Linked DNA regions of Mus musculus: all the other regions are linked to region 1. Evidence: chromatin contacts called from ENCODE POLR2A ChIA-PET data. All regions are on one chromosome and are shown on one strand. Each heading gives the region's core, a stretch centred on a gene start or an enhancer-like site at or near the end of the contact. The rest is flanking DNA. Distances are from core to core; before and after follow the strand shown.

Region 1 (3,635 bases), core at 411-2,910:
TCGAACTTTTGTCGTCAGTGCTTGGATTTGTGCAGTGACAGCCATCACCTGAAATTAGCCAAGTTAAACCCGAATAGCTCACCCGACCACAAGTAATGTCTATGAACAGTGAAGGATAAATACTAGATAATGCCGCCTAAAAAATGATCTGAAACGCTGTTGCTGAACACCACTGAACTGAGCGTTTCCAACAGTTCTCCAAGAGGCAGAGAAAACATCGTCATGGTGCTGTCTAAAGATGAGGGAGGGGGTCATTAAGAAACCAAGTGAAGGGGGTGAGGAGCCCGACAGTGGCGATGAGGGCTGTGACTTTTGTTGTTTGTGGGGTTGTTTTTGTTTTTTGAGATAGGGTTTGTCTATGAAGCCCAGGTTGTTCTGGAACTCACTATACACTCCAAGCTGACCTTGAACTCACAGAGATCCACCTGCCTCTGCCTCCTAAGTGCTGGGTTTAAAGGTGTGCACCATAAACAGGCCAAGGAGTGTAATTTTATCTGTACCACTAGAACTTACTATGTAAATGCATATTAAGTGGCACTTATAGCCACTATTTTGACAGATTGTCAACATCTGTTTTCTTAGTTATTATTTAAATAAAGGAGTTTGGGTATAACTTAAAAAAAGTTTTCTGGGGGGTGGCTGCAATCGGAATGTAAAGTGACTAAATAAAATAAATAAATAAGTAAGTGAATGGGGGAAAAACAGCTTTCTGTATTTCTTTGGGAGCTGAATGAATTATTTTGAACTTTCATGAAGCGCATATAAGGCTTTTATTTTACACCTAAGATAATTTTGTAGTATTCGAATCATCAAAGTGTGTGGATGAGACTTATGAAGTCAAAGTTAATCCCTGACTGATTTATTCTAAAAGACATACATACTCACCTGCTCCTGGAGGTTTTTCAAAAGTGTTATCGAACTTGACACGTCTGACTCCAGCACCTCCTACAGATAGGAGGGGACAGTTAAAGGTGATCAATTTCTTACTTTAGGCGATGATGATTGCAGAACGTACTGCCTATCAAACTCCCTCCTTTCCTTCAAAACAGTCGCGACTTTTGGGTCGTTTTCCCCCCGCACAGGGGCAGGCAGCCTCGGCACACAGCCAGTCTCCTCCCACCACACCCCCCCCAATTTACTGGAAAAGACCGGAGATTTCATCGCCAAACTTTACGGCTGCCTTTGCCCCAGCCACATTGTACATGTGACGCTAGCTCTGCTCGGAACATTGTCCCACCTTAAGGCCGGGTCACCGCCCGCCATGGTCACGAGACTCTCCCTACAAAGCTCATTCTGAAGAGTAATTTGGGGTTAGCCTCCTGTCCGGAACCAGCCAACCTGCAGCGTCTGACCCTCCCTCTCATCTGACATACGATACCGCTGTGTCAGAGTGAGCGCATCCCTGAGACAACTCTCATCACTCTCATCATCCATGGTGCCAACGGTTTGCCTCGATCCGTGGAGGCGAAAGGAAACTTTCACAGATTCCTTCCTTTCCGGGAAGAAGCAAGGAGACAGAACTCACCGGAGCCGCCATCTTCGCAAAGCCCACCCTTTCCGGGCCCGAACTTCCTAGGAGCTAGCGTGAGTTCATAGTTTTGATAGACAATCACAGTTTGCAAATTTCAGCCAATGGAAGTAAGAGATCTTTCATTTCCGCTAATCGGAGAGGCGGGACCTCACCTAGCCAATGAAATAAAGAAACTCCCTGAATGTGTCAAACGCAGAGGCGTTCTTAAGGCGTAAAGGTGGGCGGGGACAGAAGCATGTGATTCGTGATTTACAGAGAATGATGGATGCTAATTCCAATAAATATTGTGCAGATTATTGATTGACAGCTAGTGCAACCAGTAGAAAAAAGAAATTAGTTATGCAGCCCGAGAGCTCATTGGCTCCCAGATGCCGCAGAGACAGTCTTTCCACGGCGTTTTCCGTGTAGTGCCAAAACAGACCGCAGGGTGGCGGCTTCCGTCCGTTCTCTGATGCGGCAGGGTTGCTGGGCCGCCATTGGCCCCAGGACTTCCAAGTGCGCCTTTCCTGGTTCTGTGACTGTCCTTGAACAACAGTGGAGCCCTTTTCATCCGTAATTTGGATGGTTGGGATGGAGGAGCGGGAACCCAAGGTTCAGAAACCGTCGGCCGCATCACCGGCCAACCCTCCCCGTGCACGCCTAGGACTCTGCGCAAAGGCCGCATTGCGCCCTGCATTCCTCTCGAGGGAAAAATCGACAGGCGAGGAACCGGCTCAACCTGCGTGCCTTTCTCACTGCTCCACTCGTCCACCGCAGAACGTGGTTAAAACCCTGGCTGTGCATATTTCCTTTGTCCCCGTCATCTTTTCTCAGTATCTTCCAACACGCCCACTCCCTCGCCTCTCACGGGCTGGAGGATTAGGTGGGAGTTATAACTCCCACTCTCCGTCTGCATTACACAATACAGCGCTAGAAAGGTCCTCCTGGCTCGGAGTTTCCTCGCGCAACAGAAGAGCAGACCTGAGCCGGGAAATCCAAAGTGTAGCTTTGGCCTTTAATCCCAGATCTCTTTAGTCAAGAGACAAGCAGAGCTCCATGAGTTTCAAGCCAGTCTGGTCTACATTGTGAGATCCCATCTCAATAAACAAAATGAAAACGGGGCTGGAGCGATGGCTCAGTCAGTGGCCAAGAGCACATATTATTCTTGCAGATGACCAACGTTCCATTCCCAGCACCCAGACAAGACAGCTCACAACTACCTTTAACTCCAGCCCCAGGGGAATTTTAGTTCCTTCTGACTTCCCTATATACAGACATAGGCATACATAAAAGTGATTGTTTTTTTGTTTTTTGTTTTTTGTTTTTTTTTTTTAAGCAAAAAAGAGTAATCCTTTTTCTATCTTGAATTCTGGGTGAAACATTCTAGTTTCTACCTATTTGGGAACTACATAAAATGGGACAGAGGGTTTGCCTGTGATATTTATTTGCTGTTTAAGGTTCATTGGGAGGCGCAGAGCACTGTAAGAACCTACAAGAGTTTTGGTATTTTTCTGTCTTTTAAAAAAAAAAGTTTATTTATTATATGTGTGCGGCACGCTTGTGAAGATCAAATGGGAGTTGGATCTCCTTCCACTATGTGAGTCCTGGAAATAGAACTCAGTTGGTCAGCCTAGTGGGCAAGCGCCTTGACCTGGAGCCATCTTGTCAGCACTTTTCATGTATTTATTAGGATTTTCTTGTGAAACTTCTGTTTTAACACTATTTTTTGGAACTTGAAGTTTGTCATATGTGTTATAGACAAACGATTACAATATCTGAGAAAATAAATAATACTTCCTTTTAAAGAAAAGATTTATTTATTTTATGTATTGAGTACGCTGTCACTGCCTTCAGACACACCAGAAGAGGGCATCAGGTCCCATTACAGATGGTTGTGAGCCACCACGTGGTTGCTGGGAATTGAACTCAGGGCATCTGGAAGAGCAGTCAGTGCTCTTAACTGCTGGTACTGCCTTATTTTTTTTTTATCATTAAAATACCAATAACCTTGGCGAGATGGCTCAGCTGTTAAGAGCACTGGTTGCTCTTCCAGAGGTCCTCAGTTCAGTTCCCAGCACCCATGGCAGCTCACAACTGTCTGTAACTCCAGTTCCAGGGGATCTGA
Region 2 (3,635 bases), core at 302-2,801, 580 kb before region 1:
TGTGACAACAGCAACCTGGTATTCATCTGGTTCCTCCTGCCCTTCGGGGAAACTCAATCCATCTGGGCGCTCCTCAGTATAGCCATACAACCGTAGTACATCCCGGCCACCCTGGCACACATTCAGGACCCGGTCACCATCTAACAGACCTCCTAGGCAATAGAGCTGGTCCCCCACTCAGCACACCCTCAAGCCTTTCTGGTCAACCCTAAGCACAGGTCTAGTCCCCTTCTCCGATAAGGTCCAAGAGTTTCACCTGCACAGCATCCACCGTGCTGCGAAAGACGGGGTTATTAAACTTCACTGAGCGCCAATACCGGGGCCGCTGCGGGCTGAGGAGGTTGCGACCATATTTTTCCAGGATGTTCAGGGCCGTGGATAGGGTGTTGAGGTAGTTTCGAGGCTGGGAGCATTCAGAAAAGCAGAGTCGTGAGCCTAGCCCACCTGGCCTCTGAGCCTAGGTCCCCTTCCATGGAGCGCCGGGCGGGCTTGACCTCACCTCCCCATGAGCGTTGCAGCGGACCAAGCGTCCGGCGTCCAGCTGCAGGTAGCGGGCGGCTGGTGGCAGAGAGGTGGCCAGAAGCGGCATGAGCTGCTCCAGGGGAAAAACCTGCGCAGAATCCCACCTCAGGGCGCTCGCCAGCTCCTCGCGGGCCGCCAGGAAGCCTCGCTCCTCGTCTCCCGGCATCCTGAGACTGGAGACAGGCTCAGCTTCTCTGCCCTCCAGGGGCTGGCGCAGGTGCGCGCGGCGCCACAGCAGCCCGGGTCACTTAAGCCACCGCCCCGCTCAGCCCCATCCACGGCCAGGGTTACCGGGAACAGGAAGTCCTGGCAGAGAGGGCGGGACTGTGGGCCACTTTAGAGGAAAAGGAGGGTTCGGAGTGACGGTAAAGCTGAGATCAGGAAGGGTGGCCAGGTCGCCGCCAATGAAGAAGCCGCGGCCCGGGCTCCTCCCATAATGCTACGGAACCTTTTCCTTCCGAATCAGGCTCTCTTCTTCGCCTTCCCTTAAACTATCCCGCCCCTTCCGGAGGGACCCACCTCCCATGCGAGGGGTTAATTTTGCCCAGAGCTTTGCTATCTTTATTTCCATAGTGTTGGTTCTGTTCCATTCCCCGGCGGGGAAGTCCCACCTTATCGGGGACCGGCTCTGGCTGCCCTTAGCCCGGCTCAGGCGGGCTCCTCCCTTCTCTAGTCTGTCCTGAAGGGAAGGCAGTCCCGCTCGTCCTGCTCCCTTCCATCTTGCCAGGCTTTCCTCCTTCTTATCCTTCCTACTCTCTCGGATCCTACTTGGTCCCCTCCTCAGTCTAGCGTCATGGAACCCCACCTCTGGGTACCCCCTTTCCTATTGTCCCACCCTCTCTCAGTCCAGTACTTCCCCTGGACGGTCCATACTATAAGCTCCGCCCTTCTCGAGAGGCCGCCTCTATTTGAGTCTCCGCCGTCCCACGCTTTCCTAGCTCCTCCCTTGGACAGCCCCTGATGATGAAGCCAACACCGCCCTTCCTAGTGGCAACTAGCTGGGAATGGCTGAGGGGGTACTACTCACGGTTGGTGGCCGGCCAGGAGGAGGAGAAAAAAGGGAGGGGGCGTGGCTGAGGGGGGTGGGTCTGGGCCTGGAGAGTGAAAGCGAAAGCTGGGGCTGCTAGCCCAGGCTCGAGAGCTGCCAAGTGGGGGGAAGCATGGCCAAGCCTTGTGGGGTCCGCTTGAGTGGAGAAGCCCGAAAACAGGTAAATGGGAACCGAAGCCAGGAAGGAGTGAGAAGTCCTAACGGAGATAAAGCTCGGTGCTCCTGGGCACCAATGGGGCCTTGCGAGCGAACTCCACCGGCCTCTCTTTCTTTAGGGCTTTCTTTCACTTCTGCTCAGGGATTGCCAGTGCCGTGTCCTCGAGCCAATCTGTGCACTGAGCAGGCTCCTCCAGGGGGAAACTAGCTTTGTGGGACAGGTTTGGGCTAGAGTTGGAAGGCACCTAGGTTGGGAGTGGGCCCTTATTCTATACAAACTAAACCCTAACCAGCATCCGGCTACTTCTGTCTGTGCAGGTGGATGTCTTCAGACAAAATCTTTTCCAGGAGGTAAGTCTCTGAATTCAGTCGATGTAACCCAGAGTCTTAGTGCAGAACTCTAGGGCCACAAGCTCTGAGTAACCCACCAGTTCACCTTAATTTTGGTGTCTCCGAACCTTCATGCTTACTCAAGGTGAACTGCAATGATTTGTTTCTACTTGTAATCTGATCAATCTTAGAACTCTTAACTGCTTTTGCCACTCCCCTTGAATGGAAAGGTAAAGATGTCGCCCAAAGGGAAAACCCCATAGCCCTACTTCTGCCCTTCATGAGATTGGGCAAGTCCCTTTATTTCCAGGGCTAGGGTTTCCTCATACGAGAGTCTTGAGCTCAGTGATTTCCATGGGCCAACTTCTGATACGTATCAACAAACCTCTTGCATGATTATTTTTGTAATGTAACTTGCAGGCTGATGACTTCCTCTGCACTTTCTTGCCACGGAAAATCATATCCCTGAGTCAGCTCTTGCAGGTGAGTAGTATAGACCCCTCTGCTCCATCTCCTGACACCTCTCATCACCCATCTGACGGGCATCAGCATGCTGGGAGCTGAGTGAGCCTGGCCGGGTGTGGTGGCACACACGTTTAATCCCAGCACTCGGGAGGCAGAGGCAGGCGGATTTCTGAGTTCGAGGCCAGCCTGGTCTACAAAGTGAGTTCCAGGACAGCCAGGGCTATACAGAGAAACCCTGTCTCAAAAAAAAAAAAAGGCTTGAGCCTGGGTTGGGAGGAAGAGAGATGGAAGGCTGTGTCTGGTGAAGGGAGGAGGCTGGGTAGTGTCTGAGAATAAATTCTACAGGAGGATTCCCTCAATGTGGCCGACCTCTCCTCCCTCCGGGCTCCTCTGGACATCCCTATCCCAGATCCTCCACCCAAGGATGACGAGGTAAGGCATTCAGTGTGCAGAGCCTGAACTCTAAGCCAGTGGCAACACCACCACAGTGTGGCAGCCTCCAAGACTGTTCTAAAGCTGCTTTCCTTATTTTGCCTTAGATGGAAACAGACAAGCAGGAGAAGAAGGAAGGTAATGGAGACCTGGTGAGGAGGGGGGAGGCTGGTGCAGGGATGTGGGTGACATAAAGGCCCCACTCTCATCTTTCTCTTAGTCCCTAAGTGTGGCTACCTCCCGGGGAACGAGAAGCTTCTGGCCTTGCTCGCTTTGGTTAAGCCAGAAGTCTGGACTCTCAAAGAGAAGTGCATTCTGGTGAGCCTGGGCCCTGGGGGAGGTGGGAAGAAAAGCACAGCACAGCTGTGGTCCAGTCAGAGATGCAGGTCTTCAACCCAGAGACCTAATATATAATAAGACTGGCTTTTGTGTCTTGGATATATATGGATGGATATGTGTGTGTGTGTGTATATATCTAGATATCTAGATATATACTTTTTAATTGTGTGTTTGTGTGCACCCAGGCATGTGCAGGTAGGTTTTCCATTTCGTGTATGTACTGGAATTCACTTTGTAGACCAGGCTGGCCTCGAACTCAGAAATCTGCCTGCCTCTGCCTCCCGAGTGCTGGGATTAAAGCCGTGCTCCACCACGCCCGGCACTTTTTTTTAAAGGTTTATTT
Region 3 (3,635 bases), core at 296-2,795, 540 kb before region 1:
GGGAAAGGTCGTTCTGTTCAAACACAACCATTGTCCTGGGACAATGCCATTCCCTATCCTCTGCACTTTTCCTGCCTGAAGTTGAGGTCAAGACATTGTGACACTTAGTGTCACAGCAGAGGGTAAGTTACCTGCGGAGGAGATAGGCCAGTACCTGGGCCAGATCCACATCTTCATCCTCTTCTTCCTCTTCCTCACTACGACGCAGGCCAGTCCCTCTTCGGGACAAGCCCTCAGAGGGTTCTAAGGACCCGGATCCGGCGCTGCTGCTGTTCCGTGATCCCATCTTCTGGTTACAGCATCCTTATGTCTTGCGCAGGGGCTGCTCCTGTCTCCAACTTGGGTTTGGTGAAAGCAAAGCCTGCTGTAGAAATACCAGGGTTTCCAGAAACGGGGCAGAAGCTATCTTTAGAGGGGTGACCCCTCCAGGAGACTGAGATTTCCTTCTCTTTAGCTATGACAGCTCCCAGGGTATCGGGAACATAAACCTTTCTCAATCCTGTGAAGCAAAGAAAGCCATATGAAACCTAGGGTGCAACCCTACCGTACTAATCAGAGTCCACGAAGAGGAATTTCCCATTTTCCTAACCAAACTCACCTATCAAAGTCCCCGGCCCGGGATGGCTGAATCCCAGATAACCTCTCCGACTGACCAATCAAAACCCCTTGCGGAAGAACGCATTTCACTAGCTTATCTCACACAACCAACCAGAGGCGTTAGAACTCAGACCCCCCCCACGCCTCCCTCTACTGACCAATCAGAGCAATTTCTTGCACGGGCCGGCAGCATCAACAGCCAATGAGGTTAGAAGTCAGCCTAACACCCCCTCCAGTTTAGCTTCACGCCCACGTGGTGCGCCGGGGGTGTGTACAACAGGGGGAGGGAAAATGGAGAAGCACCTCCCCCCGGCGTCTGGCGGTTACCGCCCCACGCGAGACCACCCACCAGCCAGGAGCTGTCGCAGGACCCGCAGGGGCGAGGCCCTGTTTACAGCGACTATCGCTGCGGCGCCGGCTAACAGCTCCTCAGTCGCGAGCCTCGTCCGTCACGCTTCTGGCGGCCAGGCCTGCTGACGTCACTCGACGCTCCAAGCAGTCCCTCCCCCTCGGCCCTCTGATTGGATAGCTGAGACCTGTGATTGATAGGTGGGCTGGGGAACTTGCTCAACCCAAGAGGGGCGTTTAGTCGTAGCGGACTGGAATTGGCTGCGACCTGCATTAGACGTAGCGGAACTAGACATCAAGTCTGCGAGGTGGTCCCTTAAGGTCGCTTGGCCTCGAGTGGTTTGTTTGTTTGTTTGTTTTTTACTGCGTGCCCAATCGCTCCTATTCCCTCAGCTCCCAGCAACCCCAGTTCAACCGTTTTCCCCTGGCTGTAGCGCTAGCGGCCTGTCGAAAGCAGTCCTCACTGGTGGGACCTGGGCCTCTCCACCCTGCTGTGTACACGCTTACCAGCGGGGGTCTTGTCTGACGACCCCTGGCTTCCTTTCTTGGTCTTTGCATACGCTCCCTAAGTGCCGCGGCCGTCCCCGGAGCCTTTCCGGTTGCCTTAGTGCGCACGCGCCCCTTGGGTCTGGGCTTTGCCGACCGTCCCTAGGCTTCTGTCGCTCGCCACCTCCCGTTGGTTTATGAGTAACTAGGGTGAGTCCAAGGCCAACCCTACCTTGTCTGGGATGGTTTCCTAGGCCAGAGAGGCGGGCGATGTCGGCCTTGGCCCAGAGGTGGGCCATCGCGAGGACACCTCAGCTCCCGGGGCGAGCATGTGACAGGTTCTGTGTCAGGTTTCCTGGTCTCTAGGCCGGAGACCCCAACATTTTCTCCCGATCCACGCAGGTTGTCACTGCCTTAAAATTCTTAACTGTAAACAAGCGCCCAGCATTTTGTTCTTTGGCTGGTCTCCATTAATTATGTGGACAGGTATTTCAAACATACACGGAACTTTCAGGATTCCTAGGTATTTGGGTTATTTGGCCTGGAAAGTCTGTAATAATTTTAGTATTTTTCCTTCCTTATTACTCTTCTAGTTCTTACAAGTTCTGTAGATATTTTTTAACTGATTACTTGAGGTTATTTTCACAGTGGCTGTTTTTCCACATTTCAGACTTCTTCCACTCCTTGATCTGCTCAAGTCTACTCTTAAAAGTATTTCGTTCTTAAGAGCTGACTGTTTTTTCGTTTTTTTATTACTTCAAATACAGACTTCCCAACCTGATTGTCTTTTTACTTCATTCGAAAATTTTGTCTGCCAATCAAATGTGCCTAGAAGTGCCTTATTTCTACTGGTACACCCTTTCAGAATGTCTAATCTGAGAGATGCTTTATCTTTTTAACCAGTCCTAGCCAGCCCTCATAGCCCTAAACTGTGACCTAGTGATACTGCTATCTGTAATCAAACTTGGACCTACATAAAAATGTATGTTCTGCTTAACAATCACTGATAATAGTGGGATACTGGAAATAAAAGAAATCCAAATATACAATAAGAGGTTGGTTAAATAAATTATGGTCAGTTTTGTACAGTTATAAAAATACCTGGTAGCCACTGAAATGAATTTTTTAGTGGGTTAGGAATATGTCTCTATGGGAGAGTGCTTGCTTGGCATTCTGTATATACTGGGTTCAGTGTATACATTGAACACACACACACACACACACATACACACCAAACAACAACAAAAACCCAATGTTGCTGCAGTTCTTCATAAAATAAAAATAACCGAGGGCTGGAGAGATGGCTCAGTGGTTAAGAGCACCGACTGCTCTGCTGAAGGTCCTGAGTTCAAATCCCAGCAACCACATGGAGGCTCACAACCATCTGTAATGAGATCTGACGCCCTCTTCTGGTGCATCTGAAGACAGCTACAGTGTACTTAGATATAATAATAAATAAATCTTTTAAAAAAAATAACCAAGTTTGGGCCAGTGAGATAGTGAGATGCTTCAGCAGGTAAGGGTGTTTGCTAGGTAATGGTGCTTACTAGGAAGTCTGGGGTTTTTGTTTTTGTTTGTTTGTTTGTTTTTCGAGACTGGGTTTCTCTGTAAATCCCTGGCTGTCCTGGAACTCACTCTGTAGTCCAGGCTGGCCTCGACCTCAGAAATCCACCTGCCTCTGCCTCCCAAGTGCCGGCATTAAAGGCGTGTGCCACCATGCCCAGCTACTACTAAGTCTTATGACTTGAGAGAGAATGGACTCCTACAAATTGTTCTCAGAACTCCTCATGCATACCTCCCTACTCACCCACACCCACCCAAAGAAGTAAATACAAATTTGAAAAATCCAAGCTCATTATGTGATTAAATAACAAAATGGATGATAGCTAAGGTGGAACATGAACAAAACATTATGATTAGGTCCAGAAAAGAGGCCTGTAAAATTTTTTCCTTATTATCGTTATATATGTGTGGATGCATGTGTGTGTAGTGTGTTTGTGTGTTCAGGTGTGTTCTGGTGCATGTGAACATGTGTATCAGTTGATGTAGAGGCTTGAAATGGATGTCTGGTGTCTTCCTCAAAAATTTCCAAGTTATTTATTTGAGAATTCCATACATATATACAGTGCCTCTTGACCACAGCCACTCCAGCTGCCCCCCCATCCCCCCCTCCAAGCCTCCTCCTACTTTCATGTCTTTAAAAA

Evidence for each region. ChIA-PET counts read pairs that join two places held with the same protein, here RNA polymerase II (POLR2A).
Region 2: POLR2A ChIA-PET joins it to region 1 with 11 read pairs in embryonic stem cell. The contact joins the promoter of Psme2 here to the promoter of Ngdn in region 1. POLR2A ChIA-PET finds 5 or more read pairs at or near these places in 2 of 5 experiments (Patski and embryonic stem cell).
Region 3: POLR2A ChIA-PET joins it to region 1 with 10 read pairs in embryonic stem cell. The contact joins the promoter of Dcaf11 here to the promoter of Ngdn in region 1. POLR2A ChIA-PET finds 5 or more read pairs at or near these places in 2 of 5 experiments (Patski and embryonic stem cell).

Annotation. Positions count from the first base shown.
Region 1 is chr14:55,013,479-55,017,113 of GRCm38, reverse strand. Ngdn (neuroguidin, EIF4E binding protein) reads right to left here and starts at 1,660. Exons shown (of 11, transcript NM_026890.2): 1 at 1,526-1,660; 2 at 886-945; 3 at 1-48. The coding sequence starts at 1,537.
Region 2 is chr14:55,588,937-55,592,571 of GRCm38, reverse strand. Psme2 (proteasome (prosome, macropain) activator subunit 2 (PA28 beta)) reads left to right here and starts at 1,551. Exons shown (of 11, transcript NM_011190.3): 1 at 1,551-1,730; 2 at 2,045-2,077; 3 at 2,477-2,539; 4 at 2,867-2,953; 5 at 3,061-3,091; 6 at 3,174-3,271. The coding sequence starts at 1,683. Rnf31 (ring finger protein 31) reads right to left here and starts at 830. Exons shown (of 21, transcript NM_194346.3): 1 at 500-830; 2 at 257-403; 3 at 1-111. The coding sequence starts at 688.
Region 3 is chr14:55,557,939-55,561,573 of GRCm38, reverse strand. It overlaps Dcaf11 (DDB1 and CUL4 associated factor 11), which reads right to left and starts at 1,545. Exons shown (of 15, transcript NM_133734.3): 1 at 1,453-1,545; 2 at 132-364. The coding sequence starts at 286.